2 separate regions of the Homo sapiens genome follow, and region 1 is linked to region 2. The links are chromatin loops, found by intact Hi-C in ENCODE. Cell type or tissue: heart right ventricle. All regions are shown on one strand. Links, peaks and the distances in the headings refer to the core of each region. The heading gives the core; the rest is flanking DNA. Region 1 has its middle 250 kb from the start of DMAC1. Region 2 has its middle 500 kb from the start of KDM4C.

Region 1 (15,856 bases), core at 4,212-12,211, 290 kb after region 2:
TCATATGTGTATCACATGTGATAATGTATGCAAGAGCACTTTGTAAAACAGAATCTTATAATCTTGCAAGTATTAAGTATACCCTGGTAAAACATGGGCTATTAGGAGTAAGCAGAGTCTTTCAAAAGTCCTTAGAAATCTTTGGAGTTTTTCAAGTTTCTCCAACTTTGAATACAGATTCAATGTCAACGTCATCCTCCAGTGGAGAGCTATAGTCATTCTTTTGAATGGTGGGTCATGGGGAGGCTGGAAGGTGGAAGCAGAAGGTGAGATATTGAAATTGCCCCTTTGGAACTTGGTTCTGCCATCCTAGCTATGGAGGAAATGCCGATCCATCTGTAGCCAGTTGGGGAGAAAGAGCAAGAGACGGAAGCACTGCAGAAGAGCTGCCAGGAATTCATGAGGCTTTGCAAAGTTCATCTGTTTGATGATTGCCACAAATGGCAAAGAGAGCTGGGCCTCAGCTACAGAGAGGGAGGCTGACGGGGGATTGTCATTGCTAAGCCCTGGAATGTCTTTTGAGAATGGTTCTGAACTGGTCACTTCTCTTAATGGCTCAAGCGGGCCAACTGTGCAATGCCCACAGCTTCTACCAGCTCCTGCCAGCACCTACGCTGCCTGCCCATTTGTCCCTTAGCTAGAGCTGCATCATGGCAGCTCCCTCTGCAACCAGCAGACAGAAGGAGAGAGGTGAGGCCCTTCAGTGTGGCTTCAGGATGATCTGTCTACATTTGGTTTCCCCCTCAACCTGATCAGCATGCTAATAACTCCCTTCCTTCCTGCCAAAACTTTTTATTGAAAAATTAAACCATCTTGTCTTTATTTTAGATTGTAAACAGGCAAATTAATTTTATTGGTTAAACCACTCTGGAGGAAGAAGGGGGCTTTTTACCTTCCATGCCATGACATCATCTCATCTGTCACCTTTTAAAAGCCCTGTGTTTGAAATCAACCCTCTTGGCAGCCTCTGCACTGGGCGGTAGCAGCATTACAAAGAGAAGGGGGAAAAGGCCATAAAATGAACTGACTGTTGGAAATTTAGTGATATGGCTACAAAGAATCAGGCAGGAGAGCCAGACCTGTAACAGCTGCTCCAGTCTTAAGAGTCTCAGCTCTGGAGGCAGCCAGCTCCCAACACATCATACACTATGGCAGATGCCGACTGCAGCAGGAGCATTAGTGGTTATTAGAATGGGGATAAGGTTTGAAATTGTGTTTGGGCCAGTGTGTGAAGGAATGACTGTTCTCTTCCATTCAACCACTAGGGAAGTTAGAAACATCTAATCTAGGAAGGGGTGAGTTTCTTTCCTTAACTCTGCAAATGGTCTCTTCTCTCATATGATTCTCAGGTCCTTGGGCCTTGAAAAGTTTAATCAGCACACTTCTCTCCCTAGTATCTACTTCTACCATAGTCGAGGCTACCCTGTTTTCATTGCTAGGCTCCTATAGTCTTCTGATTGTCATGCTGTCTCGGGTCGAGATTCCTGAGAAAAAAACCATTGAGATGGAGATTTGTATGCAGAAAGATTACTGAGGACTGCTTCAGGAGTCACTAATGATGAGGAGTGAGGGTAGCAGGATCGGGCAGGAGGAGAACTGAAACTGTGATGCAGTTGCCATGAGACCTCAGCTGATCCCACAGGGAGCTCTGGAGCTCAGATAGCCCTTTAGAGCCACCTCAAATAAAGCCTTTGTAGCAATGCTGATTAGTCATCTGATGCCAGCTGTCTCCAGGGAGGGACATAGCCTCCCTGTGGCAGCTTCCTTACGCCAAGGGCTAGTCTCAAAAAGGGATTTAACTGTGAGTTGTCAGCAACCAACAGTTCTGTAGCTGGGGAGATGTGCCTCAGTCCTGAAGTGGGGACCTGGGATACACATCACGGTGTCTACTATCTACGCATCACGGTATCTACAAATGTGGACTGCTCCCCATTTGCTCTTGTGCCCTCACTGTCTGTTCTCTCTCCTGTATTCTGAATTATCTTTCCAAAATGCAGTTGAATATGCTTTCCTTCTGCTGATAAAGTCATCAATGATTTCTTATTGCCTCAAGGTAAAGATCCAAATCTTAAGAGCTTTGCAAGAACTGAATCAGTATGACTCTGCCTGGATTTCAGCCTCTTCTATCTCTATCTCTCTTAGTGTGTCTCTACACTTAGGCAAGGGCTACTGTGCATGCAGTTCTCACTCTCTGCCATGCCTTTCTCCCCCTCTCTCCCATGGTAGAGGTTTTCTTTTTCTTTTTCTTTTTGTCATCCAGTGTTCCACTCCTCTTCCTGGTTTTGGGAAATCCTATTATGTGACTCAAAAGGAGGGAAGCCTATCTCTTGGGCACCTGACCTAGGTTTGTACAGCTGGGAGTTTCCACTCCAGGCTTTGTATCTTGACTTAGTGACAAAAAGCCAAAGGGACAATGGGACTTAATTACTGACCTCAGCAGCCACATCATGGAGCAGGAGTGGCTATGTGCTTGGGAGCAAGTCCAGGAGAGTTTCTGCTGCCAGCTTCTCTTGATTCCTGACATTTTCTGAGTTTATTCCTCCCTCCGGTCTTCCTGTAATTTGGTGCATCACCCAGTATCTTCCTTATTCATTCCTATTTTGGTACACTTTTGCTTTATTATTCATATTTTTGACATCAACTCATGAATAACTTACTTAGGGAAGCTTTCAATGGTGCCCCTATCCAGTGTAGGTCAATTTCCCTCTCATATCACCAAGTTCTCTTCCTCCTGAACACTTATGTATCAGTTTGTAATCAAACATTAATGGAAGTGATTATTTGATTAATGTCTATCTTTCCAATTAAATTTTGAATCTTCTGAGAGCAAGACTGTGTTTATTTTTGTTCACCTTTTTTTCCACCTGTCTAGCACAGGGTCTAAAACTAATATCCAAGCACACATTTTGATTAAATAAAAGAATAATGACAGTCAATAGGAATTGGCTGGCTATAATTTTTTTAAAATGAGGAAGATATGAATATTGAGGAGAAAAGATGTATTATTTTCCTGGAGGACTGAGAAAGCACCATCTTTGTTAGGCACTGTCTTCATGCACTTGTCAATAATTTTCTGTGTTTCTTCTCTTTCTCCCTTTTGTGACCTGTCCTAATGACATAATTGATTGCCTCTCTTACACTCTGATCCTTATCACATTTTAGAAGGGCTGAAAAATTCCAGCTTCACATTTTTTGGATCTGGGTTTTCCCACTCTTTAGACACAACTTTGCTTTGCTTTCCTTCTTACCCTTAATTGAACCCTTTAAAGAACTACTGATGAAATCAATAGGCAGCCTATGCGTGGAACCAGATTCTTTTACAGAGACTTCATTAGATTGCCCTGGAGAACTGCAGTGACAAAGATACTCCTTCAGTAGAAAGAGCATTAAATGAGAGTAGCTCCTGATTGTTCCTTTTTTTTTGGGTTTCTACCAAGCCTCCCATTTCCAACTTCTGGGCTCAAACTTATTGTCCTTTCCATTTGATCCTTGCTAGGAGTTTGGTTTTCAGATGGCCTTGGGAGGTCTGAGGCCAGAGATGGATAAATGCTATAATGATAGCTGTCCATTACCACACAGCCACCAGGATGTTTGTGGGGAGGATGAGCAGGGTTGAGTTTCACAATCTGGAGGCCACTTCAAATAGCATGACCCAGCTTTCTCCCACATCAGAGCACACGGGCTTCCAATGTGTTCTCTTTGCACAGAACTCCTTGTTATCTCTGGTCCATGGGTCCAGGGCCAACTTGGAAAAGGGATCCACTGACTTCCTCTGTCAACCTCCCCACCTCTTCCCAGGGCCAAGATACCAACACCCAGAGCTAGTCCTTATGGTGGCATCAGTGAACAGGGAGATTATCCATAGGGAAAGGTAGTTTTTGCTCAAGAAGACAGCTTTCTCTTATCAGAAACCACTGGTCAAAGAGAAGGGAACAGAGGGAGTATCCGACGGGCTCCAGAGCTGTGTTAGGCAGTTTTACACAGGTTGTTACTGGATTCTCACATTATCCTTGACAAATAGGTAGAATTATGACTACTTTATAGATTAAAATATTGAGGTTCAGAAAGGGCAAGTGACCAGGCCACAATCACACAACGTTAAAGTAGCAGAGCAATGATTAAAATTGAAGATTGATTCAAAGTCTGGGCTTTTCCCATCCTTCCAAGTTGTCATGCTGAAAGGGCACTATGGAACACAGAATTCCTGTGCCTGCTAAGAACTCAGCCTGGAGGAGACTTCTGCTTGCATGCAGTGCTAATCTCTCTTATCTATGGATGCTGCTTGGCATTGGTCTGCTGGCACTGCTGCACCCCATATGTCTTGGGATGTCTATATTCAGAACATTTTTCTGGGTATCCTATTTTTGATTGGCATGGTATCTAAAGCAGACAGGATGGTGTTGTGAAAATTGAAGGGAGCTTGCTTAAGAGTTAGAAAGTCCAAGATTTAGATTCCAGTTCTGTCATTTACTAGTTGTGCGATTATGGGAAGTTGCTTTACTTCTCTAAGCTGCATCCTCAAAATGGAAATCCTATTACCTTTGTGGCAGAATTTACTTTGTAATAAAGTCACGCTTCCTTATTTTCTTTAAGTTAATTTATAATATATCAGATTCTAAGCTCCCTTTTACCTGGCGCATGAAAAAAGTTTTCCTCAGACATCATAAGGGCTTCCCCTGTTAGGGTTGCGTAAGACTTATGTGTGGAAGACATACATTTGTGGTATGTGCAAAATGGAGGATGGGATTGGAGGGTTGAGTAAGGATTCCTGTACCAGCTAGGTATTCATAAAACCACCAGTATGTTCTGTTCTGTGATAAATTGTGGCGGGGGCTGGGGGGAGAGGAGAAGAGAGAGAGAAAAACACAGAGTCAGTCCCTAAAGCTGAGGAGGCAGATAAAGTTACAATCAAGTGTGATGAATATTATTATAGGGGAAGCACATGGGGTAACTATACTAGTCTGGTGGGGAGGTGGTATCAAGAAAACTTCTTAGAGGAAATATCATTTCAGCCAAAAGCCTGATTACGTCAAAGCAAGGCAGCAGTGAGGAAGAGTGTTTCAGGCAGAGGGAACAGCATGTGCAAAAGACAAAGTATAGCCCTGTTTCAAGAACTGAAAGAGGTTCATTGAGACTGGCACAGACAGCCAGAGGGAGGGAGGCATGAGATGGAGTTGGGCAGTTGGGACCAAATAGTTTGTCTGGTGTGGTCTTGTTATCAAGGCTCACAGGCTTCCCTTGAAGGATTTACACAACAACCTTATCTAAAGGAAACATTTATAAAGCAGAAGGAAAAATGCCCCACATGAGATTAATTGTTATAATTCATGTATATATTTGTTTCTTTAAAATGTTTTTGAACACTTTGTGTCAGACACATTTCTGTAGGAATCATCTCATTTAAACATCACAGTGACTTAATGAAATAAGCACCATTATCATGCTTAATGTATAGAGCAGAAAGTTAAAGCTTAGTGAGGTCAAGTAACTTGCCCAAGATCATACTGTTCATAAATTATGAAACCCTAATTTAAATCTAGGTATTCTCATTCCAGAGCTCTCATTTTTACCTTCAAATTTTCAAATAGCTGATCACATAAGTTGCCTGTTAGCAGAAAGCAGGATCCTAGGAATGTATACAGAAGATAAACATGTTTTGATGGTGAGAGGAAGCTAGTTTTGGAGAGCTGTATTAGAGAAAAGTGAGTGCCTCTAAAAGGAGCAATTATGATACTGATATGTGTATGTGTGTGTGTGCACGCACATATATGTGCCAGGGTGAGGTGAGTGATATAGTAGGTTGAGATCCTCAACCAACATTTTTCAAACTGCTCTGCAAAGATTTCTAATCTCACATCTGTTAAGACATATTTTTATGAAAAAAAGAGGTCTGTAGTCAAGTAAGTCTAGAAGAATCTTGGAGAATAAGATTAAATTTCTTTACCGAAGAATTTCTCAGTTCGTTTAATATACTATGTAATATATGACACTTTAAGAGGGGATTAGCATTTTTCAAAGGTAATTAATACCAGCACCTATTATTATTTGCACATTTATTAAGTAATAATGCCATGGATAACACAGGTTGAGCATACTGTTCTAAACAATCTTTGTAAATTTTATGATTTCACATTAGTGAAATTGATTATAGTAGTTAGTACAGATGACCTTACATATCTTTGGGTTCCATATCCACAGATTCAACTAACAATGGATTGAAAATATAAAACAATATATATATTACATATATATATACATAAATATATATAACAATAAATATAGTATTACAACAATTTACATAGTATTTACATTGTATTAGGTATTATAAGTAATCTTGAGATGGTTTAAAGTATACAGGAGGATGTGCATAGGTTATATGCAAATACTGTACGATTTAAATCAGAGACTTGAACATCTACAGATTTTGCTATGAGGGCAGTGTGTCCTGGAACAAATCCCCTGCAGATACAGAGGGATGACCGTATAATTCTGTGAATAACTTTTGATAAACATCTTCTAGAGGGATATTTTCTTTGAGACACAGGGATATTTTTGTTGACTTGTTCATTTTAATAGGAAAGGATCTTTATTACTGCTTTAGGGCAATATTTGTGCCCTTATGCCAATCTGAGCCTAAGGGAAAAGCACTTGCTTCTCCAGATACATTTGAACGGTTGTAGATTAATCAGACCGTCACTATTTTATTACAATGTATTTGCAGAGGTGAATGAATTTGACACAGGAAGGCTCCAAATTAGACTTTAAATCCAGGATCCAGAACCTCTTGTCCCACAACATAAAGTCTTTTGTGTCAGAAAGGCTTATCCAGGTTGTAAAGTTGAACAGAATGAGGAGTGGAGTGAAAATCTGGCTTTTCGAATTAGCAACAGCACAGAATGGAAATACAAACAGAACAAGAGGGGAAGGAGAATTTACTGAATTGTAATTTCCTTTTAAAATGTGTTCGGAGGGGCCTTCACTTTTACCACAATGTTCATCCATTAAGCTTTCTCTTTTTAGCAGTAAGCATTGATTTGTGAAAAGAATGGCTCCTGCTGGAAGATGAGAAATTCGTTTAAAAAAGAAAACTCTATGTCTTCTAGTTTATGGTTTCTTTTTTAAAAAAATCAAAAAGAAGAAATTGCCAACTTAATTTTGCGTGTTTTCACTGGGATTTGTTTTTCAAATTCTTGGACTGTTTCCATTGATAGAAACAATTTCGATGCATATGGTTTGGCAGGGAAATAAGATTTTTTTGATCCCCAATAATTGTTTTCTTTAATGTTTCAAATTCAAAAACAAAACAAAACAAAAATTCCAAAAGATAAAAACTTGCTAAAGTTTGAATGTTTAACTCTTCTAAATTCATCCTTAAGAATCATGCCAATGATACGGAAACAACCTTCATATGATTTTCAAATGGATCAGAAGGAAGAACCTTCACCAAGTGGAGTAGAGTGCACCTGGTTCCATTTTTTGAGATAGGGGCACAGGTACATCTGTAGATACTTGTTCCCAGTGACTCAGGGTGGCTGTGGTAGGAAGGAGGAAATGCCTTAAAAGACACATAGTTCTTGTAAAATACAGGTAAAGAGAGCTACTCAGTCCACCTTGCCTCAATCAAACAGTAATCTTGTGACATAAGTGTTTCCATAATCTCCATTTTATAGGTGAGAAAACAGAGGCTCAGAGAGTTAAACTGACTTGTCCAAGTTCACAGATTGGGCAATAGAACTAACACTTAAATCGAACTGTATTAGGGTTCTCCAGAGAAACAGGACCAATAGAAAGTATATGTATAGAAAGAGATTTAGTACAAGAAATTGGCGAGGTGGCTGGCACGATCCATGGAGAGGAAGGAAGAGCAGTGTGGTGTGACAGCCCACCTGAGAGCCACACAGGGCAGGGAAGCCCCCACTCCCCAGCCAAGGGAGGCGGTGAGTGAATGTGCTACCCAGCCTGGGAAACGGTGCTTTTTCCATGGAACTGTGCAACCCATGAATCAGAAGATCCCACTCACGAACCCACATCACCAGGGCCTAGGGTTTCAACCCTGGAGCTGAGCAGATTCTCAACAGCCTCTCAGCTTCCTGCTTAAGCCTGCTGAGCTCCTGGGGGGAGGGGTGACCAGCACCACAGCTGTGGCTGCCTGCTGTCTAAGCCTTTTGAGCTCCTTGAGGGAGGGACAGCAGCCAGCTCTGGGACTCTTAACTGCCTAACACAGCTCCCTGGCTGGGGGAAGGGTGGCATCCATCTCCATAGCTCCAGGCTGTGCTTTTCCCCTGCTGGAGCCAGGGAGGCTGGACGTCTTGGCCCCTAGAGGTGTCCCCCACCATTCAAACACACGGGCTGTGGCAGACTGCAGGCAGAACATCTCTTCAGGCCTGACCCTGATCCATCCTTTCTCACTGGGTGGGGTTTCCCTGCAGGAACTCCAACAACTTCAGCCAGAGACTCAGGGACCCAACCCAGATCTTCCTGAGCCTGAGCCCCTAGTGAGAGGGGTGGCCGCAGTCTCTGCGGACCAGCAGACTTACCCTTTCTTCCTGGTAGTTCTGAGGAATCCAGGCAGCCCAGATGAGTGGGTTTCCCCCCAGCAAAGCACACCCCCTCCACCAAGGTGTCATCAAAGTGCTTTGTTAAATGGGTCCTCTTTTCTGTGCCACCCAACTGGGTGAGACCCTCCAACGGGGGTTGTGAGACACCCTATACAGGAGCGATCCTACTGGCATCAGTTTGGTGCCCCTCAAATTCAGAGATCCCAAAAGAAGAAGCAGGCACCCATCTTTCTTGTTCTCCAGCCTCCTGAAGTGACATCTCCAGGCACAGGAGGGAACCCCCTGCAAACCATGGCAGCCTTACAGAAGAGGGACCTGACGCATTGAAAGAAAAACAAAGTGACAACAATAGCATCAACAATAAAAAAAGTCCCCACAAAACTCCATCCAAGGGTCAGCAGCTTCAATGATTGAAATGAGACAAACTCAAGATGAGAACGAGTCAATGAAAAAACGCTGAAAACCCAAAAGGCCAGAGTGCCTCTTCCCCTCCAAATGATTGCAAAGCCTCTCCAGCAAGGACACAGAACTGGATGGAGGATGAGATGAATGAATTGACAGAAGTAGGCTTCAGAAGGTGGGTAATAAAATACTCTCCTGAGCTAAAGGAGCATGTTCTAACCCAATGCAAAGAACCTAAGACCTTGATAAAGGTTAGAGGAGCTGCTAACTAGAATAACCAGTTTGGAGAGGAACATAAATGACCTGATGGAGCTGAAAAACACAGCACGAGAACTTTGTGAAGTATACACAAGTATCAATAGCCAAATCCACCAAGCAGAAGAAAGGATATCAGAGTTTGAAGACTACCTTGCTGAATTAAGGCATGCAGACAAGATTAGAGGAAAAAGAATAAAAGAAATGAACAAAGCCTCCAAGAAATACGGGACTTCATAAAAAGACCGAACCTGTAATTGACTGGAGTACCTGAAGGAGATGAGGAGAATGAAAAGAAGCTGGAAAACGCACTTCAGGAGAACTTCCTCAACCTAGCAAGACAGGCCAACATTCAAATTCGGGAAATACAGAAAACACTGCTAAGATACTTCACGAGAGGATCAACCACAAGACACATAATCATCAGATTCTCCAAGGTCGAAATGAAGGAAAAAATGTTAAGGGCAGTCAGAAAGAAAGGCCAAGTCACCTACAATGGGAAGCCCATCAGACGAACAGTGGACCTCTCAGCAGAAAGCGAAAAACAAAAACAAAAACAAAACAAAACAAAAAAAACAGGGTTGCAATCCTAGTCTCTGACAAAATGGAATTTAAATGAACAAAGATCAAAAAAGACAAAGAAGGGCTTACGTAATGGTAAAGGGATCAATTCAACAAGAACTAACTATCCTAAATGTATACGCACCCAGTATAGGAGCACGCGGATTCATAAAACAAGTTCTTAGAGACATACACAGAGACTTAGACTCCCACACAGTAATAGTGGGAGACTTTAACACCCCAATGTCAATATTAGATCAATGAGACAAAAAATTAACAAGGATATTCAGGACTTGAACTCAGCTTTGGATCAGGTAGACTTGGTAGACAGCTACAGAACTCTCTACCCCAAATCACCAAAATATACATTCTTCTCAGTGCCACATGGCACTTATTCTAAAATCGACCACATAATTGGATTTAAAACACTCCTCAGCAGATGCAAAAAACTGAAATCATGACAGTCTCTCAGACCACAGTGCAATCAAATTAGAACTCAGGATTAAGAAACTAACTCAAACCACACAATTACATGGAAATTGAACAACTTGCTCCTGAATGATTCCATGGTAAATAATGAAATTAAGGCAGAAATCAGTAAGTTATTTGAAACCAATGAGAACAAAGAGACAATGTACCAGAATCTCTGGGACAGAGCTAAAGCAGTGTTAAGAGGGAAATTTACAGCACTAAAATACCCACATCAGAAACTAGAGAGATCTTAAACTGACACCCTAACATCACAATTAAAAGAGCTAGAAAGGCAAGAGCAAACTAATGCAAAAGCTGGCAGAAGATTAGAAATAACTCAGATAAGAACAGAATTGAAGGAGATAGAGACACAAAAAACTCTCCAAAAAAATCAATGAATCCAAGAGCCAGTTTATTGAAAAAAATTAACGAAACGGACCACCAGCTAGACTAATAAAAGAATCAAATAGAAACAATAAAAAATGATAAAGGGGATATCACAACTGACCCCACAGAAATACAAACTATCATCAGAGAACACTATAAATACTTCTATGCAAATAAACTAGAAAATCTAGAAGAAATGAATAAATTCCTGGACGCACACACCCTCCCAAGACTAAATCAGGAAGAAGTCGAATCCCTGAAGAGACCAACAACAAGTTCTGAAATTGAGGCAGTAATTAATAGCCTACCAACCAAAAAAAGCCCAGGACCAGACAGATTCACAGCCAAATTCTACCAGAAATACAAAGAGGAGCTAGTACCATTCCTCCTGAAACTATTCAAAACAATTGAAAATGAGGGACTCCTTTCTAACTCATTTTATGAAACCATCATCATCCTGATACCAAAAATGGGCACAGACAAAAAAAAAAATTTTGGGGCCAATATCCCTGATGGACATTGATGTGAAAATCCTCAATAAAATACTGGCAAACCAAATCCAGCAGCACATCGAAAAACTTATCTCCCATGATCAAGTCAGCTTCATTCCTGGATGCAAGGCTGGTTCAACATAGCAAATCAGTAAACGTAATACATCATATAAACAGAACCGAAGACAAAAACCACATGATTATCTCAATAGATGCCGTAAAGGCCTTTGATAAAATTCAAAATCTTTTCATGTTAAAAACTCTCAGTAAACTAGGTATTGATGGAACATATCTCAAAATAACAAGAGCTATTTATGACAAACCCACAATGGGCAAAAGCTGGAAGCATTCCCTTTGAAAACCAGTACAAGACAAGGATGCCCTCTTTCACCACTCCTATTCAACATAGTGGTTCAACCTGGAGGTTCTGGCCAGGACAATTAGGCAAGAGAAAGAAAAAAAGGTATTCAAATGGGAAGAGAGGAAGTCAAATTATCTCTATTTGCAGATGACATGACTTTGTATTTAGAAAACCCCAACATCTCAGCCCCAAAACTTCTTAAGCTGATAAGCAACTTCAGCAAAGTTTCAGGATACAGAATCAATGTGCAAAAATCACAAGCATTCCTTTACACGGACAACAGACAAGCAGAGAGCCAAATCATGAATAAACTCCCATTCACAATTGCTACAAAGAATAAAATACCTAGGAATACAGTTATCAAGGGAAGTGGAGGACCTCTTCAAGAAGGACTACAAACCACTGCTCAAGGAAATAAGATAGAACACAAACAAATGGAAAAAAATTGCATCCTCATGGATAGGAAGAATCAATATCGTGAAAATGGCCATATTGCCCAAAATAGTGTAAAGATTCGCTGCTACTCCCATCAAACTACCACTGACATTCTTCACAGAATTAGCAAAAACTACTTTAAATTTCATATGGAATCACAGAAGACACTGTATAGCCAAGACAATTTTAAGCAAAAGACAAAACAAACAAAAAACAAAGCTGGGGGCATCACTCTCTCTGACTTCAAACTATGCTACAAGGCTACAGCAAGCAAAGCAGCATGCCCAGCATGATACTGGTACCAAAAAAGACATATAGACCAATGGAACAGGACAGAGACCTCAGAAACAACGCCACACATCTACAACCATCTGATCTTCAGCAAACCTGACAACAATGAGCAATGGGGAAAGGATCTCCTATTTAATAAATGGTGCTGGGAAAACTGGCTAGCCATATGCACAAAACTGAAATTGGACCCCTTCCTTATACCTTATACAAATATTATTAACTCAAGATGGATTAAAGACTTAAATGTAAAACCCCAAACCATAAAAACCCTAGAAGAAAACCTAGACAATACAATTCAGGACATAGGCATGGGCAAAGATTTCATGACAAAACCACCAAAAGCAATTGCAACAAACGCAAAAGTTGATAAATGGGATCTAACTAAACTAAAGAGCTTCTGTACAGCAAAAGATACTATCATTAGAATGAACAGGCAACCTACAGAATGAGAAAATTTTGCAATCTACCCATCTGACAAAGGTCTAATATCCAGAGTCTACAAGGGACTTAAATTTACAAGAGAAAAACAACCCGGCCAAAAAACGTGAAAAAAAGCTCAATATAATGGATTATTAGAGAAATGCAGAGAAAAACCACAATAAGATACCATGTCACGCCAGTCAGAATGGCAATTTTTAAAAAGTCAAGAAACTAATAGATGTTGGCAAGGCTGTGGAGAAATAGGAACGCTTTTACCCCATTGGTGGGAATGTAAACTAGTTCAACGATTGTGAAAAACAGTATGGCGATTCCTCAAAGATCTAGAACCAGAAATACCATTTGACCCAGCAATTCCATTACTGGGTACATACCCAAAGGAATATAAATCTTTATAAAGACACATGCACATGTATGTCTATGGCAGCACTATTTACAATAGCAAAGACATGGAACCAATCCAAATGCCCATTAATGATAGACTGGATAAAGAAAATGTGGTACATATACACCGTGAAATACTATGCAGCCATAAAAAGGAATGAGATCATGTTTTTTGCAGGGACATGGATGAAGCTGGAAGCCATCGTCCTCAGCAAAGTAACACAGGAACAGAAAATCAAACACTGAATGTTCTCACTCATAAGTGGGATATGAACAATGAGAACATATGGACACAGGGAGGGGAACAACACACACCCAGGCATGTTAGAGGGTGGAGGGACAAGGGGAAAGAACTTAGAGGATGGGTTAATAGGTGCAGCAAACCACAAAGGTACACGTATGCCTTTGTAAAAAATCTACATGTTCTGCACATGTATCCCGGAACTTAAAAACAAAAAACAAACAAAAAAGAAATTGGGTCACATTGTTGTAGAGACTGACAAGGGTCAGGATTTGCAATTGGCAAGCTGAAGACCCAGGAGGGCCAATGTTTAGTTCTTGTCTGAATCCAAAGGCCTAAGAACCAGGAGAGCTGATGATGTAAGTTCCAGCAGGCTTGAGATCCAGGAAAAGCCCATGTTTTAGTCCAAGTTCTAAAGTCCAGAAAAAACCAATGTCCTAGCACAATAGCCAGGCAGTGGGAATTTCCTCTGACAAAACCGTTTTGTTCTCTTTTGGTCTTTAGTTGATTGGATGAGGCCCATTCACATTAGAAAGAGCAATCTGCTTTATTGAGTCTACTGATTCATAAGGTAATCTCATTCAGAAACATCCTGACAGACAAACCCACAATTCTGTTTGGCTAAATATCTGGGTATCCTACGGCTCAGCTAAGTTGATACATAAAATTAACCACCACACAGGTCTTCTGAGTCTAAATTCCAGGTTCTGTTGGTTTAATTACAATATTAAATCCCCTTTCTGAATCCATTTTTGAAGCTGCTCTTGTCCATGCTCTTGTTATGTACATATTTCTTCAACAGTTTTACCTATCGTAGTTCATGATGTTTGTATGCATGACTCTGTCGATCAAGTCTTTCTCTTCACAAAGTTTTATGTTCATATTGATCCTTTACAGATAAATAAAACTAAAGGGCTTGCTTCCCCTGGCCACCCCCCACCCCCGCCCCCCGCCCCGAGTCTTGCTCTGTCACCTAGGCTGGAGTGCAGTGGCGCAATTTCGGCTCACTGCAACCTCCACCTCCCAGGTTCAAGTGATTCTCTTGCCACAGCCTCCTGAGTAGCTGGGATTACAGTTGCACATCACCACGCCTGGCTAATTTTTTTTTGTATTTTTAGTAGAGATGGGGTTTCACCATATTGACCAGGCTGGTCTTGAACTCCTGACCTTGGGTGATCCACCCGCCTTGGCCTCCCAAAGTACTGGGATTACAGGCTTGAGCCACAGAGCCCGGCCAGACTTAAGGACTTTTTGTTTGGTTGTTTTGGTCTTTTTTTACCCGCCGCCCCTCAATGGGACACTTGGCCATGTTTGCAAAACATTTTTGGCTGTAAAAACTGAAGTGGGAGGGTACTTCTGGCATGTAGTGGGAAGAGGGTAAGGATGTGGCTAAACATCTTGCAATGCATAGAATTGCTTCCCACAGCAAAGAATTAGATAACCTCCAATGTCAATTATGTCAAGGTTCAGAAACTCTGCTCTAGTGTAAGTGTCCTTAGGGTTCACTGTGGCTTTTGGGACATCTGTACATACCATGAAAACATATGCAAACTTATATATATTTAGCATGTACTTTTTTTTTTTCTGTGGAGAGTCATGGCTTTCTTCAGATTATGACAGCTTCATGCCTTCCACGGTAGGTGTGGTATCTTGATACCTAATATCAAGCTTCTTCTCTTGTCCCTTCCTGCACTGTAGAAACTTGATGGTTAGAAACTATCTGTATAGTTATTGTAATGGATATAAATTTAGTTCTCCCAAGTATATGCTTTAGGTTTATAAAGCTGAAGTGAGGCACGGACCATATTTCTGCTGTTTTGGTTGTTTTCTGCCGGTATAACATTGGATTTTCAATATTACCTTTCCAGGGACCACTCAAGAGCATCATGGGTGGTAAGAGGCAGTATGGTGGCAGTGGCAATGAAGGCCTTGGTATTGTAATATTAGATCACCATTGCAAGAGTATGTTCATGAAGACCACAGTTCCAGAAGCAGCCTTCTTATTCCCTACCTTCCTGTTAGAGGTGGGGATAACAGCTCCCTTGATGAATCATTGAATAGTTTTCTAGGAGTCATTTCTGGAGGCTCAGCCTAGAACCTGTTCCTCCAAACTCTCTAAAATTTTGAAAGGACCTAGTTCCCCATATTGAATCTCATTCACTTAAAATACTAAATCAGGTGTCTGTTTCTCATAACTGGATCTTGCCGATGCACTTCTGAAAAGTTGAGAATTGCTAATTTGCTGGACTGCTGGCCTAATGGGGTTGCTGATTCTTTTTTCATCTATCTAGATGGCAAGTTTTCCTGGCTTTCTAAGTCAGAGAGCTGTTCAGAAATGTTTGACCTGGAATATTACAGTAAGCTTGTCATTGTAGAGAATTAGAAAACACCCAGTGCAAAACAGACATTACTTATATAGAACTGTTTACTGGATATGCAAGAAATATTAAAAGGTTAACAGTGAAAAGGGCCTTAGAGACTGTCTAGTCAATTTGTTTTGCAACAGTAGAAATTCATGGAACATTTCGGGTTATCACAATCACTGGGGAGTGCTAGTGGCATTTAGTGTCCAGAGGACATG
Region 2 (15,856 bases), core at 3,919-11,918:
CACCTGCCACCACGCCTGGCCAATTTTTTTGTATTTTTAGTAGAGACGGGGTTTCACCGTGTTAGCCAGGATGGTCTAGATCTCATTATTGTTTTAATTTGCATTTTCCTGAAGACATATGACATGGTGCACCTTTTCTTTTCTTTTTTTAATTATACTTTAAGTTCTAGGGTACATGTGCACAACGTGCAGGTTTGTTACATATGTATACATGTGTCATGTTGGTGTGCTGCACCCATTAACTCGTTATTTACATTAGGTATATCTCCTAATGCTATCCCTCCTCCCTCCCCCGACCCCACAACAGGCCCCGGTGTGTGATGTTGCCCACCCTGTGTCCAAATGTTCTCATTGTTCAGTTCCCACCTATGAGTGAGAACATGCGGTGTTTGTTTTTCTGTCCTTGCGATAGTTTGCTCAGAATGATGGTTTCCAGCTTCATCCATGTCCTTACAAAGGACATGAACTCATGCTTTTTTATGGCTGCATAGTATTCTGTGGTGTATATGTGCCACATTTTCTTAAACTAGTCTATCATTGTTGGACATTTGGGTTGGTCCCAAGTCTTTGCTATTGTGAACAGTGCCGCAATAAATATACGTGTGCATGTGTCTTTATAGCAGCATGATTTATAATCCTCTGGGTATATGCCCAGTAATGGGATTGCTGGGTCAAATGGTATTTTTAGTTCTAGATCCTTGAGGAATCACCACACTGTCTTCCACAATGGTTGAACTAGTTTACAGTCCCACCAACAGTGTAAAAGTGTTCCTATTTCTCCACATCCTCTCCAGCACCGGTTGTTTGGTTGTTTCCTGACTTTTTAATGACCGCCATTCTAACTGGTGTGAAATGGTATCTCACTGTGGTTTTGCTTTGCATTTCTCTGATGACCAGTTATGATGAGCATTTTTTCATGTATCTATTGGCTGCATAAATGTCTTCTTTTGAGAAGTATCTGTTCATATCCTTCACCCACTTTTGGATGGGGTTGTTTGATTTTTTCTTGTAAATTTGTTTAAGTTATTTGTAGATTCTGGATATTAGCCCTTTGTCAGATGGGTAGATTGTAAAAATTTTCTCCCATTCTGTAGGTAGCCTGTTCACTCTGACGGTAGTTTCTTTTGCTGTGCAGAAGCTCTTTAGTTTAATTAGATCCCATTTGTCAATTTTGGCTTCTGTTGCCATTGCTTTTGGTGTTTTCGTCATGAAGTCCTTGCGACATGGTGCATCTTTTCATATGCTTGTTTCCCATCAGTATATATTTTTTGGTGAGGTGTCCCTTAAGGCCTTTGGCCCACTTTTTATTCATGCTGTTGTTTTCTTACTATTGACTTTTAGGAGTTCTTTGTATATTTTGGACAACAGTTCTTTATCAGATGTCTTTTGCAAATGTTTTCTTGCAGCACATAGCTTGTTTTCTCATTCTCTTGACATTGTCTTTTGCAGGTAGAACTTTTTAATTTGACTGAAGCCCAGTTTATCAATGATTTCTTTCATGAATTGTTACTTTGGTGTTTTATCTAAAAAGACATCACCATACCCAAGATCATCTAAGTTTTCTCTACTGTTTTTTTCTAGGAATTTTATAGTTTTGCATTTTATATTTAGGTCTATGATCCATTTGTGATAATTTTTGGAAGGGTGTAAGATCTGTGTTTAGATTGATTGTTTCACATGTGGATGCCCAGTTGTACTACCACAATTTGTTAAAAAATTTTTTCCACTGACTTTACTCCTTTGTCAAAGATCATTTGACTATATTTACTTGGGTCTATCTCTGGGCTCTCTGTTCTGTTCCATTGACCTATTTGTCTGTTCTTTTACCAATACCACACTATCTTGATTACTATAGCTTTATTGTAAGTCTCAAAGTTAGATAGTGTCAGTCCTTTCACTTTATTCTTCTCATTCAATATTGTGTTGGCTATTTTAGGCCTTTTGTCTCTCATGTAAACTTTAGAATCAATTTGTTGGTATCCATAAAATAGTGTGCTAAGATTTTGAATGGGATTGCATTGAACCTGTAGGTCAATGGGAAGAACTGACATCTTGACAATGTTGAGTTTTCCTATCCATGAACATGGAATATTTTTCCATTTATTTAGTTTTTCCTTGATTTTTAAAGTCAGATTTTGTGTGGTTTTCCACATATAGATCTTATACCTATTTAATTTTTTGGGAAGTGCTAACGTAAATGTTAGAGTGTTTTAAATTTCAAATTCTACATATTCACTGCTGGTATACAGAAAAGTGATTAATTTTTTTTTTTCTTTGAGATGGAGTCTGGCTCCGAAGCTCAGGCTGGAGTGCAGTGGCGCGATCTCGGCTCACTGCAACTTCTTCCTCCTGGGTTCAAGCAATTCTCCTGCCTCAGCCTCCTGAATAACTGGGACTACAGGCACATGCCACCACGGTGGGTTAATTTTTTTTGTATTTTTAGTAGAGACACGGCTTCACCATGTTGGCCAGGATAGTCTCGATCTCCTGACCTCATGATCCACCCCCCTCGGCCTCCCGAAGTGTTGGGATTCCAGGCATGAGCCACTGAGCCCAGCCAATTAACTTTTTATATCAGCCTTGGATGCTGCAATCTTGCTATAACTATATATTAGTTCTAAAGGTTTTAAAAAAATCAATTCTTTTGGATTTTCTGCATAGATGCTCATGTCATCTGCCAAAAAAGACAGTTTTATTTCTTCCTTTCCAATCTGTGTACCTTTTATTTCCTTTTCTTGTTTTATTGCCCTAGCTAGAACTTTCAGTACAAAGTCAAAAAGGAACAGTGAGAGGAGACATTCTTGCCTTGTACCTGATCTTAGTGGTAAAGCTTCTAGTTTCTTACTGTTAAGTGTTATTTTTAGCTGGAGATGTTTTGTAGATATACTTTATTAAGTTGAGGAGGTTCTAATTTATTCTTAGTTTTTTGAGAGTTTAAAAAAAATCATGAATGGGTGTTGGATTTTGACAAATACTTTTTCTGCATCTATTGAAATGATCATGTTATTTTTCTCTCTTAGCTTGTTGATGTGATGGATTACATTAATTGAGTTTCAAATGTTAAACAAGTCTTGCATATGTGAGATAAATCCCACTTGGTCGTGGTGTATAATTTTCATACATTGTTGGATTCAATTTGCTAATATTTTGTTGAAGATTTTTGCATTTATGTTTGTGAGATATATTGGTCTACAGTTTTCTTTTCTTGTAATATCTTTGTCTGGTTTTGGTTTGAGGGTAATACTGGCTTTATAGGACAAATTAAGAAGTATTCCTTCTGCTTCTATCCTTTAGAAGAGATTGTAGAAAATGGGTATAATTTTTTCTTAAATATTTGGTAGAGTTCTTGAATAAACTCATCTGGGCCTGATGTTTTCTGTTTTAGAAAGATATTAATTATTGATTCAACTTCTTTAATAGATATAGGCCTATTCAAATTGTCTATATCTTGTGTAAGTTTTGGCAGCTTATGTCTTTCAAGAAATTCACCGTTTCATCTAAGTTATCCAATTTGTAGGCATAGAATTGTTTACAGTATTTCTTTATTATCCTTTTAATGTCCATGGAATCAGTAGTCATGTCCCTTCTTACCCCTTTGATATTAATAATTTGTGCCCTCTTTTTTTCTTAGCCTGACTAGACGCTTATCAGTGTTATTGCTCTTTTCAAAGAACCAGCTTTTGGTTTTCTCCACTGATTTTCTGTTTTCAATTTCATTGATTTCTGCCTAATTCTTATTATTTATTTTCTTCCGTTACTTTTGATTTAATTTGCTCTTCTTTTTCTAGTTTCCTCAGGTAGAAATTTAGATTATTGACTTCAGATCTTTTTCTTTTCTATAAACTTTCTTCTAAGCACTGCTTTTGCTGTATTCCACAAATGTTGATAAGTTGTGTTTTCATCGTCATTTAGTTCAAGTAGTCAATCAAAGTTTTGACTTTAAAATTTTTCTCAATGTTTATTGCTTTTTATTTACCTTTGCTTTTTATTATTTTCTTCATTTAAATTACTCTGGGTTTATTTTCTTTTTCTTTTTTAGCTTCTTATGATGGAATCTTAGGTCACTGATTTTTGTGACAGATTGCATTTTCCCTAGATGACCATAACAATATCTTTCATCCTACCTCTCTTCTAGAATTTTACCACACTCCATCAAGAGTAAAGTATAATTTTTCTCTTCTTGACTTTTAGGGGATTGTGAGTCACCTGTAACCAGTATAATGCAGCAGAAGAGATGCTGTGTGGCTTTCCAGTTAGGACATGAAAAGTGATGAAATAACCTCTGCCTTGCTAGCTGTTAAGTTTTATTCTTGGAACCTAAGTCTTCACATAAGAAGCTCAGCTACTTTCAGGCCACAGTGCTAGGAGGAAGCCAAGCTATGTGGAGAGGCATGAGTAGTGGGCAGTTCTAGCTTTTGAGTCCTCCAAGTCCAGGAGCCAGAAATATGAGTGAATGAGCATTGAGATGAATCTAGTCCCAGCCATTGACTTCTCCTCAGACTTTGGGTTGTTTCAGCAGATGCCCCTTCACTCTCCAGATACTGTAGGAGCCCAAAATGTAGGACCCTGTGTTGTGCTTCTTGAGGTCATCCTCCAGCAAAAAGACTGTACGGAAAAAAAAATATCTCATGCAAGGCAATTTCCTTCTTCCAAGTGTAAACTTTCTCCTCCAATTTCTGCTTCTTTTGGTGACTCTAGAGCCTTTGAGTGGGTAGGTCTGATAGAAGCTTCTCAGCACTTACCAGAAGTGAAACTCAGCATCTATCTTTCAAATCCATGAAATTATATTATCTATATATTAACAGAGCATTAATCTGTTTAATACAAATACTTTGTATTTGTCAAAGTTTTTGTAAATTCATTTAGGATTTTTCTCCTTTTAAAATATATAAGGAGTCTCACTTTTGAAAGTCCAGTCTCTTAGCTCCCAGAATGAGGAGAACCTGAGCTTAACTTTAGCTGCTCTCTCTGCCTCTGAGTTCACACTGGAGGTTCACATGTCCCATCTTAGATTACAGGCCTGGGAAAGCTTAGCAGAGTTACCTTTCTCTCAAGGTATAATTTTAGGATATAGCCCAATACACCCAACAAATAAACAAGGAGGAAATAAGAAAAGTGAAGGCTTCTAGGACTCAAGGAAAAATAAATCAGAAAATATCCTCAGCATCAGATTCTTTTGTTTTTTTGAGATGGAGTCTCGCTCTGTCACCCAGGCTGAAGTGCAATGGCACGATCTTGGCTCACTGCAGCCTCTGCCTCCCAGGGTTCAAGCGATTCTCCTGCTTCAGCCTCTCTAGTAGCTGGGATTATAAGCACCCACCACCATGCCCGGCTAATTTTTGTATGTTTAGTAGAGGTGGGGTTTCACCATGTTGGCCGGACTGATCTTGATCTCCTGACCTCAAGTGATCCACCTGCCTCAGCCTCCCAAAGTGCTGGGATTACAGGCATGAGCCACCAATTCCCACCACAAGAGATTCTTAAAGCTACAGATGGGAGGGGCTGGGGCGGTCAGAGAAGGCCTCACCTCTGGCCCATGCTTCTGCACCGGGGAATTTGTCTCTGCATTCTCATCCCTGTCTGGGCTGCACTGAGCTTGTTTCAGCAGCACTGAATGCCATCCACTTCTTTGTAATGTCTAGCTTTTGCTTGGAACATTTTTGCCTGTGGTGGAACATTGCATTCAGCTCTTCTCCAGGAGGTAGGGACAAAGATGGCTTTGCTGGAAACAAAAAGTGAGGCTTTTCCTCTTAAGTCAATTGGAGCTTATTATAATTTATTAAAAGTGCAATTCTGGTCTGAACCTGAAATGGTGATAATGGCTTAATGGTCACATAAATGAGTGTTGAAATATGCACAGCTGAAAAGGGACTCACAATAAAAGTGGAGAAGAGGTAATGATGCAGAAAGAGGACCAAAGTTTCTGATTAAAGTCATACCTAATCCACTGTGGAGGTTATCACCAAAAATTAGAGAAACTATTTGCTTACAGGGAGATTGGTAGTGTGGAGTGTGTGTGTGTGTGTGTGTGTGTGTGTGTGTTTAGGGGGAAGGGTGGATGTGGGAAGATGTGTAATATGAGAATGGGCTAATTAGAGAGACTGGAGGAAAATTCAGGATCTTCCCACTCACTCGTTTTCTCTTCAACTTCTATACCCATTTTTTTTTTTAACCAAAAAAGCACAGACCCAACTTATGGTGTATTGCAAATAGTCAAGATTCGGATTCAAGCAGCCCTACCACTTTCTATCTATGTGGCCTCATTTTTCTAATCTGAATAATGTGAAAATGATAAGCAAAGCTGAAGGACTGCTGTGACAACAGCAGATAAGATAAACTGAATGAGATAAACTGTCCAAACATACCTAATACAGTGCCTGGCAATAGTAGCTGCTGAAGCTGGCTTAGTTTAGTCTCCTATCACCCTTATCTCCTGCTCAGCCAGGCCAGTTTCTTTTACCCCTAATTCAAGTGGTAATTGAATTTGTTGTTACGGTTCTAGCATTTCTGTGTTGCATAAAATTACAAACTCATATAATATTTAACGTGGACCGATCATAAAGTTCAAGGGACTTACCCACCATCTTTCAATTTGTTATTGAATCAACAAGTATTTATTTAACTCTGTGTGCCAACCATGCTAAGCATTAGGATAGGGCAGTGAACGATATTGACCCATTGCTTGTTGTTTGTGGAGCTTATAAACCAGTAGAGAGAAAGAAACCTTAAGCAAACTGTTATTACAGGTGATCCATGAGAACAGTGCTCCGTGGTAAGAAGGAGAAGGGAAGAGCTCAGCAAGTGAGCACAATGGTGAACTTGATATAGACGTGGGTGTCAGGGAGGAGAGCCCCAGAGAAGTGGCTTTGGGTTGAGCCCTGGAGGATGAGGAGGAGTTAGTTTGGTGAAGAGTGGGAAGAAAGGAGAGAAGACACCTTTGAGGAGCTGAAAGGTGTCAATGTAGCTGGATAGGGATGGGATGAGTGGGGAAGGGTTGAGGGAGTTGTGAAAGTTGGCTGGCTGGGAGCTGTTGGGAGGAGAAGCTCAGGAGAAGTTGAAGAGGTGAGGTAGGCAGGGGCCAGATCATGCCATAGAGGCATGTCAAGGCATCTGACAGCACAAGACAAAAACAATGTACAGAACAGGACTTCCTTTCCTTGGGTCTTCTGGATGGTTCTCTGCTGCCCTCTATGTTAATCCAGGGCTGTGAAATTCTCTGTAGCGTAAGCATACGAAACTAGTTGAGGGTCTCAAGCTAACATTTTAAAGGAATCAAAATTAAGAAGTCATTTCTCTCCAAATGGATTAATGAAATGCCAAATAATGGATCTGAGTGCTGTTGAAATGTCGGAGTGCTCTTGCTCCTTTCTAGTTGGCAACAGGCCGGAGTTGAATGTTGACAGCAAATTGTACAGATTTTTATTTTCTTAAAAAAACAACTTACTTAACCTGCTTTTGAGAATGTTCTCGGAGAATGCTTCTTTAGAATCTCTATATACAGTGCATGTTAACGGCAGGGAATCCCTCATAGAAACTCAAATAAGCAACTCTGGAATTAAATTAGCCCCCAGCTATCTTAAGCAAATATCCTACAAGGGCAATTGTGTTATCTAACTGGCCAGTTGATTCTTGACTTTTTCAGCTTCAAGAAAGAATTTAAATGGCATCCCTGTGTGTTACTCTCATTTCAAATCCTCTGGAGCAGATAAACATTATCATGAAACTGGCCAAGGATGAAATTTAAATAAGTAGTGATTGGAAACGATGACAGTAAGAGTTTCCAACCCACAAAAACAGACAAATTAGTTTAATTAACTGCAAAATTTGGAGGACAAAGATACGGGGAAAATTATTTATGTCGATGTGTAATGCATGCTCAATATTTTTGTAAACAAACGTGTTAGGAAAAAGAAATCCTACCAGTATAATTAATCCTTAAAAATGTACCACCAAAGAGCGACTTGGAGCCAAGAACATGTTTTTGTCCTTGTAAGTTACTGTCCCTTTAAATGGCAATACAAATGGAAGACCTGTCCTCACCAAAGAGGGTCTTCCTCTGTTGTGCCATCACACTACACTGCCAGACTGTGATTCAACCATCGTGTGTATTCGTTTGGGGATCATGATGGTTTCTCATGTGGTTGAATCATTGTCTGAATAGAGAAAATAGAGGCTGACTTCATGTTGGAAGCAGCCATGTTTTACTGACGATTGGAGGGAAAAGAACTTTAAATAGATAGCAGGGCATACCATGCAGTAGTACAAAGCCATGACATTGGCCCAATAGTTAGCAAGAGATATCTGCAAAACCATGTGGATAGCTAATTCTACATCTCTCCTCCCTCATTATGAAGCCAGGGTGTTCTTTTCAAAAAATTTTTAATCTCAATAGATACAGGTGTTTTTTGGTTATATGGATAAATTGTATAGTGGTGAAATTTGAGATTTCAGTGCACCTATCACTGTAGTAATACACACTTTACCCAACATGTAGTTTTTTTAATTCCTCACCCTTCTCTCACCTTACCTCCTTCTGAGTTCCCAATATTCATTATACCACTGTGTATGGCTTTGCATACCCAGCTTGTTCTTTATGTAATTCTGTTATGCATGCACACATATGTGCACATTTAAACTCTGATTTGCTCTTCTGTTACTCTGGTTGTGTAGATGAGGACTTATCCTAATGTAATAAGTCAGAGATGAGTGTGTTTTAAATCTGGAGAACTAGGAGAACATTTTGGCAAGACCAGGGTGCAGTGTAGTTCATAGGGAAGATCTGTTGATTTTGTCTGCCCAGCAATCCTTTTCTAACTCCCCTGACTTTTCTCCCTCCTCCCCTCCCCACCTCTCCTTGCACCACCCTCCTACTAGTCCCTGTGGAACAGGTAGAGCTGCCAATCACAATGTACCCTGGTTATGGACTGTAATTCTGGCCCTGGCCAATCGTAATACCCTATTTCTCTAAACACAAGGATTAGTTCCATAGCAAATTTTATAATTTAAACAGAGACCATCAGAATTCATTCCTAGGAGTGGTATACAGATATTGGGAGAGGGAGTATCTTTCTGCTGGAGAAATAAGTTAGGAGGAAGTAACTCTAGGGCTGCTGTTTCCATCCTTTTTCAATCTGCAGGTGCCAAGCTGAGAAGAGTGAGACACACAATTTTGGCATAGTTGAATCCCAAATTTCAGGTTCTGAGGCTCAGGTCCTTACAGTTCTTTCCTCCCCTCACCTCCCCTTCCCTCCCCTTCTCTTCGCTTTCTCCCCTCCCTCCCTCCCTCCCTCTCTTCTTTCCTTCCTTCCTTCTTTTCATTCAACAATTATTATTGAGGATTTATGATGTTTCAGACAATTTTTTAAGGGTGCAGGAAATTATGGTGAGAAAGATTGACAAGGTCTTAGTTTTCTTGATCCTGATATACTAGGGAGAGGAATTTGACAACATTAGTAAACAAATAATTACAATAACTGCAAATAAGGATAAGTACTATAAGGAGAATAAGATGAAGGGTGATGTAATAAAGTCTGGCTCAGGGATGAGAGGATAGATAATTTAGCTGGAGTGTTCAGGGAAAGCTTCTGTGAGGAGGTGATAATTGAGCTGATGCCAGAAGGACAAGAAAGAACTAACCATGCAGCAATCTGGAAGGCAAGAAGATCGGCAGAAGGCATAGCCAGAACAACAGTCTCACAAGGAAAAGCTTAGGGTGTTAAGAGCAGAAAAAGTAAATGATGGCAGAAAAAAGGGAAGTAGGCAGGAGAATGTGGAATAAGATGAGTTTGGAGACTGTGTAAAACTTATAGTCCCTGGCCAGGGATGAAATTTTATTCAAGTCGCTGCAGGAAGATTTTTAAAAGAAGAAGATGCCATGATCAAATTTGAATTTGAAAAGGATTACTTTGTCTATTATATGAAAATAATTACAGGGAGGAAAAAGTGAAAGCCAGAAAGCCAAGTCAGTGTTTTGCTCTTATATTAATTAGGATGATTGTCATTATAACAAAATTAATCAGACTAGGATTGTATTATTATTAATACACAAACAGTCTCACGATGACTCTCCAGCCTCACAAATATCATTGAGGACCCATGCTCTTTCTGTCTTTTAGTGTGTTATGCTCAGCATGTTAACTTGGCTTTTAGGCCTCTACGCTCTTGTTTACAAGACGGCTGCCTCGGATGGTTCTAGGCTTCTCAGGTAGATACACAATATCTAGATGATGAAGGGACTGTCCTCTAGTGATCCTCTTTTTCCTGGCAGTGACAACCCTCTCCAAAGCCTCTTCCCAACCCAGAGATCAGGAAAGGGTCACATGCCAAAGGGGCATAGAATCACTATGTTTGTATTAGACCCATTGTGGTTCATTCCTTTCCAGGAACACATGGAAGGGTGAACATCAAACAAAATAAGGATTTATCAACAAGGAGGCAGGGATGTAACTAATAGTGTCTGCCATGATTGATTTGATTACTCTGAATAATCCAGATAACTTAAAAAATACTTAAAAAAATTCCTACCATCCCTAATCTTTTTCCATGTTAATCTCTGATAGGCAGGAGAGACCTCATGATGCTAGAATATATGATGCTACTCTAAATACCTTTATCACCGTTTATTGACCTTTGAGAACTATAATCCATAGTAGACTTCTCTGAATTGTTATTTAACAACTCTTCTTGACCAAGGAGCCTTGTTTTTGTCATCTCTGAGTTGCGTGGGGCCAAAGATGGTGACTGGCAAGTTTAGGTCACATTGTGGCTGTTTGTGGGTTGGTGCTTCTGGCAGTACTTTGAGATTGTTTTGGCTCATCACTCTCCTGGTCCATTCCCTCTTTCTTTTTATCTCTTTCACGTCACCTTCAATGCTGCTGCTGATCCTCCTTCACCGCATTGTTTATCCTCTATTTAGCTGCAAGAGAGTTATTTCTTAAGGAGCCCCCATACAGCAGTTCTGGTTTCCCTTCCAAAGCAGTACTGCTACTTCTATCCTAAGGGCGATCTCATCGTCCTTCATAACAGAGCCAGCATAGTCATTTCTTGCTGAAGTTAGTCTGACTTTGATTTCTGTCACTTGTTACCAATGTTCTGACCTAAATATATTTGTCTGTATAGATTGCATTCTAGATGGGGATAGAAAGATAAGTATAGATAAGCAAGGCTTAAAAAGGAAGATTGCTGTGTCCTAGTTAATCAGCTGAGTCAGGGACAGTGCTGGGCAGAATTTTTTTGGTTGTCAGTTTTGTGGTCTTTCCACTTTCTTGAAGCCATTTTTGTGAAATTTTCTTCTCCAGCCAGCCTCAGTCTTTATTTAAAATTACTTAAGTCAGTGTCACCAGGCTTTCCCTAGGGAAACAGGCAATGGCAAAGTCCACTCTTGCACAAAACTCTTGCAACTCTAGAGTCATGCTGTGCTGAGTCTCCAAACCAGAAATCCCCTTTAACTGGACCCTGTGTCTGACTTGATACAAAGTCAGGTAAATAGCTACTCAATTGGAGAGATTCAAGAAGTTACAAGACCTTCTTGCTTTCCATCTCTCCACAAGCAGCTGAAGTTACAATACCCCTAAAGGAAACAAAAATCCAACTGTCATCTGGGGAGGAGGGAGAAAGGATGCCCAATAACTCATTATCACGTTAGCTTGAATTTGTTCATCACATTAGCTGATAAATGTATCACTCAAAGTGGACAGTAAATGGGCCACAGATTATACGCATTTTTAAAAGGCTGATGTTTGAGTAAAACGGAGTCTGGGACAAGACGACAGCCTCTTGGGGTTAGAAGGAGTCCTCAAGTTTGTCTCGTTTTCTGTTTGAGACTTTGTAATCCAGGGATGCATAATCTGGGGTATAGGCTTTAGAAGGTTCACAAACACCCTAGAATAACATGGAAGCTTTATGTGTCTGAAAAATTTTTGTTACAGTGGGTTTGCTATGGCTCGAATGTGTCTTCCAAAGTCCCCGAGTTAGAAACTTAAGCCCCAGTGTAACAGTGTTGGGAAGTGGAGTCTAATAAGAGGTGATTAGATAATGAGGGATTAATGTCACTATTGAGGTAGTGGGTTAATTATCAAGAGTGGCTTTGTTATAAAAGTGAGTTCAAGCCTTTCTGGCTCTGTCTTGTGGGTGCTCTGCTCTTTTGCTATGTGAGTCTCTCCACTATGTTATGATTCAGCAAGAAGGTCTTCACCAGATGCAGCCCCTTGACCTTGGACTTCCCAAACTTCAGAATTGTAAAAAATACATTTCTTTTCTTTCTAAGTTACCCAGTCTGTGGCATTCAGTTATAGCAATACAAAATAGACTAAGCCAGAGTTAATGGGTTTCATTAGATTTTCAAAATGCTTCTGTGACTAAAAAGGGTTAATGTCACTGAGGCCCAACCTCAACCCCTGCTTTTTATGAATTCTTATACATCAGAGCCCAGTGCAGGAAAATTCCAGTAGCAGAGAATTCCTCCCTTCCTCTCTCCTTCCCTCCCTGTCACTTTCCTCACTCCCTCTCCCTTTCCCTTTTGGATAGCAGCCAGCCTAGTGCCAGCTTCTCAAATTGGAGTATGCAGGCCCCTAAGAAAATGTGAAGGGAGATGGGAGGCTTCAGGATAAACATGGACCATTTTCCCAGAATGATACTTTTGCTTAAAGATTTTGATGAAAACTTTATTCTAGTACTTAAGAAAAATACTAATCTAAGATAATAGAGCAAGCATGTAAAACCAACATGAATTTGAGAGCCAAAACATTATACTGACTTACACTCAGCAACTCCTCTGGGCTCTGTCTATTCACCTTGATGTATCATTTCACTCTTGCTATGGGATATTTAGGGAGACTTCAGTAGAAAATTTGCAGAGGCACTGGCTTATTAAAAAAGGCACAGTTTCAGGCTGGGTGTGGTGGCTCATGCATGTAGTCCCAGCATTTTCGGAGGCCAAGGTGGGAGGATCATTTGAGGCCAGGAGTTCAAGACCAGCCTGAGTACCATAGTGAGACTCTGTCTCCATAAAATAAATAAAAATATTAGCCAGGTGTGGTGATACATGCCTGGCTACAGGGGAGGGTGAGGTGGGAGCCTGACTTGAGCCTAGGAGGTCTAAGCTGCAGTGAGCCATGATTATACCACTGCACTCCAGCCTAATTGACAGAGCAAGACTCTATCTCAAAAAAAAAAAAAAAAAAAAAAAAAAAAAAAAAAAAAAAAAAGACAGTCTGTAGAGTAGAAGAACCTAGCTCTACCTCCTGTTAGCTCTGTGTCCTTGAGAAAATAGTTTTAGCTTCTGGGAGGCATCTTTTCCTCATCTATTAAATAAGGATAATAAAACCTCCCTTACATAAGAGTTGTGGGTTTCAAGGAAATGAGGACTGAAGGGCCCTTGGCTCACAGTAGGCCTGTTCTAAATGGCACTTTCCCCTCTATTTACATGATAAGCTGTAACCTGCCTCATGGAAACTCTCTCACTGGTCTTAGTTTTGTCTTCTGGGATCTTGGGAGTAAGTATATCCAATTCCTCCCCTTGCAACCCAATCCTTCAGTCATATTTTTGAAAATGTGCTAAAATATGCATAATATAAAATTTACTGTTTTAACCATTTTAAGGTATACAATTTGGAGACATGTTGACATTCACAATGTTGTACAACCATCACCACTATCTAGTTTTAGAACCTTTCTATCACAAACAGAACACCAGTGCCCAAACAGAAGCCCCAGACTCATGAAGCCATCACTCTCCATTCCCCCTGCCCCAGCCAGTGGCAACCAATAATCTGCTTTCTGTCTCTATGGATCTGCCTTTTCTGGCTGTTTCATATAAACAGAATCATAGAATTCATGGCTTTTAGTGTATAGTTTCTGCTTTCCTCAAGCTCTCAGAAATGCAAGACCAAGAAGAGCTCAGGCTAGAGGAAGGCAGTGTGCACTAAGAGAGGCAAAGACAAGCATATTTCACCTCACAATGTAGCCCCGGCCCCCTACCCCTGTTCCTACACCTGGTAGTCAAAGTCTAGCCATGTTGCAGCAGGCCACAGGGCCTGGCACCAGCATCTGCATCATTCATCTGAACGATGAGTCTGAGGCCAGGGGCACTGCTAGATCCAAGGTCGGCTTGGGCAGCAGGTGCCTGGGAAGCGATCGTTCAGGCTGGCAGAGTCCAGCTGGATGCTGTGCGCTGTTTATCCTTGTATGGCACAACAGAGCCTCGTTACAGGAGCAGCACTTGGGCACACATTCACAGGAAAGACAAACCAGCCTGGCCTGGCCGTGGCCTTTGGAAAGACAGAGTCTGCTAATGTGTGCAGCCAGTGAGCTGCATGGGTAATTAAATCACTCCCAAGGAAAACCTTGTTTCAGCACTAAAGGTCACAGCTATGATTTGTCTGTGATTCTTTGTCAATACGTTTTTCTAACCAAGTACCACATAAAGAGTCCATTATATGGGCTTTGGTGCTGCCTGCACGCCCAGGGATGGGAACGGAAAAATCTGTGGGCTGGCCCTGTTAAACGCACCGTTTAACACGGTACAATTGCTCTCCAGCCTCAAGTCTGCCTTTTGTTTACTCAAGACCTAATTCACGTGGGGGGCTGGGAAATTAGTGTAACTAGAAGTTTAGGGTCTCATAAAAGGCTTTAACTAGTTTCACAAAGATATTCACAGATGGCTGCACAGTAAACATTGTAAAGGACCAGAGCTGGGTGAGAAGTTGAGAGAATGGAGCCCTAAATTGTGCTTGTGTTCTCTCTCACGGTTTTGAGTTGGTAACAGTGAATCACTGGGATAGGCACCAGGATTTCTTTTTTCCCCTGGGCCCTTTCCTGTCCTTTCTCACAGAGAGGACCTGGAGAAACCGCTGCATCAAACACCAGCTCAGGGCTTGAGAGTTGCAGGCACTTTCACAACCTCCTTTAGGAAGCCAGGTGTTGAGTGATGGCTCAAGCAATTGGGCCCCATCTGTGGTAGCAGGAATGCTCCAGAATCACAGGTAGCATTGACCATGGTTATCAAAACTCCGTAGAAACCAAAGAGAGTTCCTGGTGGCTCAAGGAACAGCCCAAGTAGAGAAGAGTCTCCCTCAAGCTGATGGAAACTCTAACTCAGACCCCATCTCCTCCAGGAAGCCTTAAATAATCTAGAAGCTTTATTTTTCTCTCAAGTAATGTTAAAGCAGGGCAGCTTCATGATAGTGTCAGAGACTGAGGCCCCTTTCATCCTTTTGTTCTTCTACTTTTTAGTGCATGCTTTTTGTTTTAGCTGGGACTAGGTTTGTTGCATTTAATGTAAGAAATGAAAAAAAAATCCTTTTAATTTATCTGTTATGTGAAAGAAGTCTAGAGGAAGGCAGTACAGTTTGGTGAGTCCTTGATGTCATCAGGGACCAGATTCCTTCTAGATTATTACTCTGCTCTGCCTGGAGCTCTTATTCTCAGGTCTTGGATGGCCATCTCCTCCATTAGATCTGAGTTCCAGGCAACACACAATGAAGGAAGGAGAAGGGGACATTCCAACTTTGTTAAGGAGACTTCTCAGAAGCCTCACATTCATTGGCAGAACTTAGTTCCATGGTTACACTTTACTGAGAGAGACGCTGGAAAAAGTCTTGTAGCTGGACACATTGTTGGATCCAACAATATGTGCTCTTTGCTGAGGAAGACAGTGAGAATGGATTTGGGTAGGCAACTAGCAGTTTCTATTTCAACCCTTGCAGTCTGTCCCACTAGCTTGCCAAACCTTTTTAGACATGTCTGAATCATTAGGAGTGAGCAGTAGAAGGCTTTGGCTCAAAATATGATGCTAGCTATATGTATAACGCACAGATCGTAATGCCTGGCTCAAAGAAAGTACACAAAAAATGTAGGT

The links. A loop is a pair of places that touch in the nucleus more often than their neighbours do. Peaks named below come from ENCODE experiments on the same cell type or tissue, not always from the same donor. Only the 100,000 strongest peaks of a DNase experiment are listed, where the experiment ranks them.
Region 1: it touches region 2 in a loop (2.6-fold over the local background); 28 of 110 quality-filtered maps call a loop at or near these places.

What each region holds. Positions count from the first base shown.
Region 1 is chr9:7,541,262-7,557,117 of GRCh38, forward strand. It overlaps the pseudogene PPIAP33. Among named protein-coding and RNA genes, the nearest start is that of DMAC1, 250 kb to the right of the region's middle. RefSeq lists an enhancer at 7,695-8,290. In heart right ventricle, for the core only: no CTCF peak of the experiment used is centred there; a DNase peak (open chromatin) is centred at 8,120; H3K27me3 peaks cover 1,230 bases.
Region 2 is chr9:7,252,855-7,268,710 of GRCh38, forward strand. No RefSeq gene overlaps it. Among named protein-coding and RNA genes, the nearest start is that of KDM4C, 500 kb to the left of the region's middle. In heart right ventricle, for the core only: a CTCF peak has its summit at 7,191; no DNase peak of the experiment used is centred there.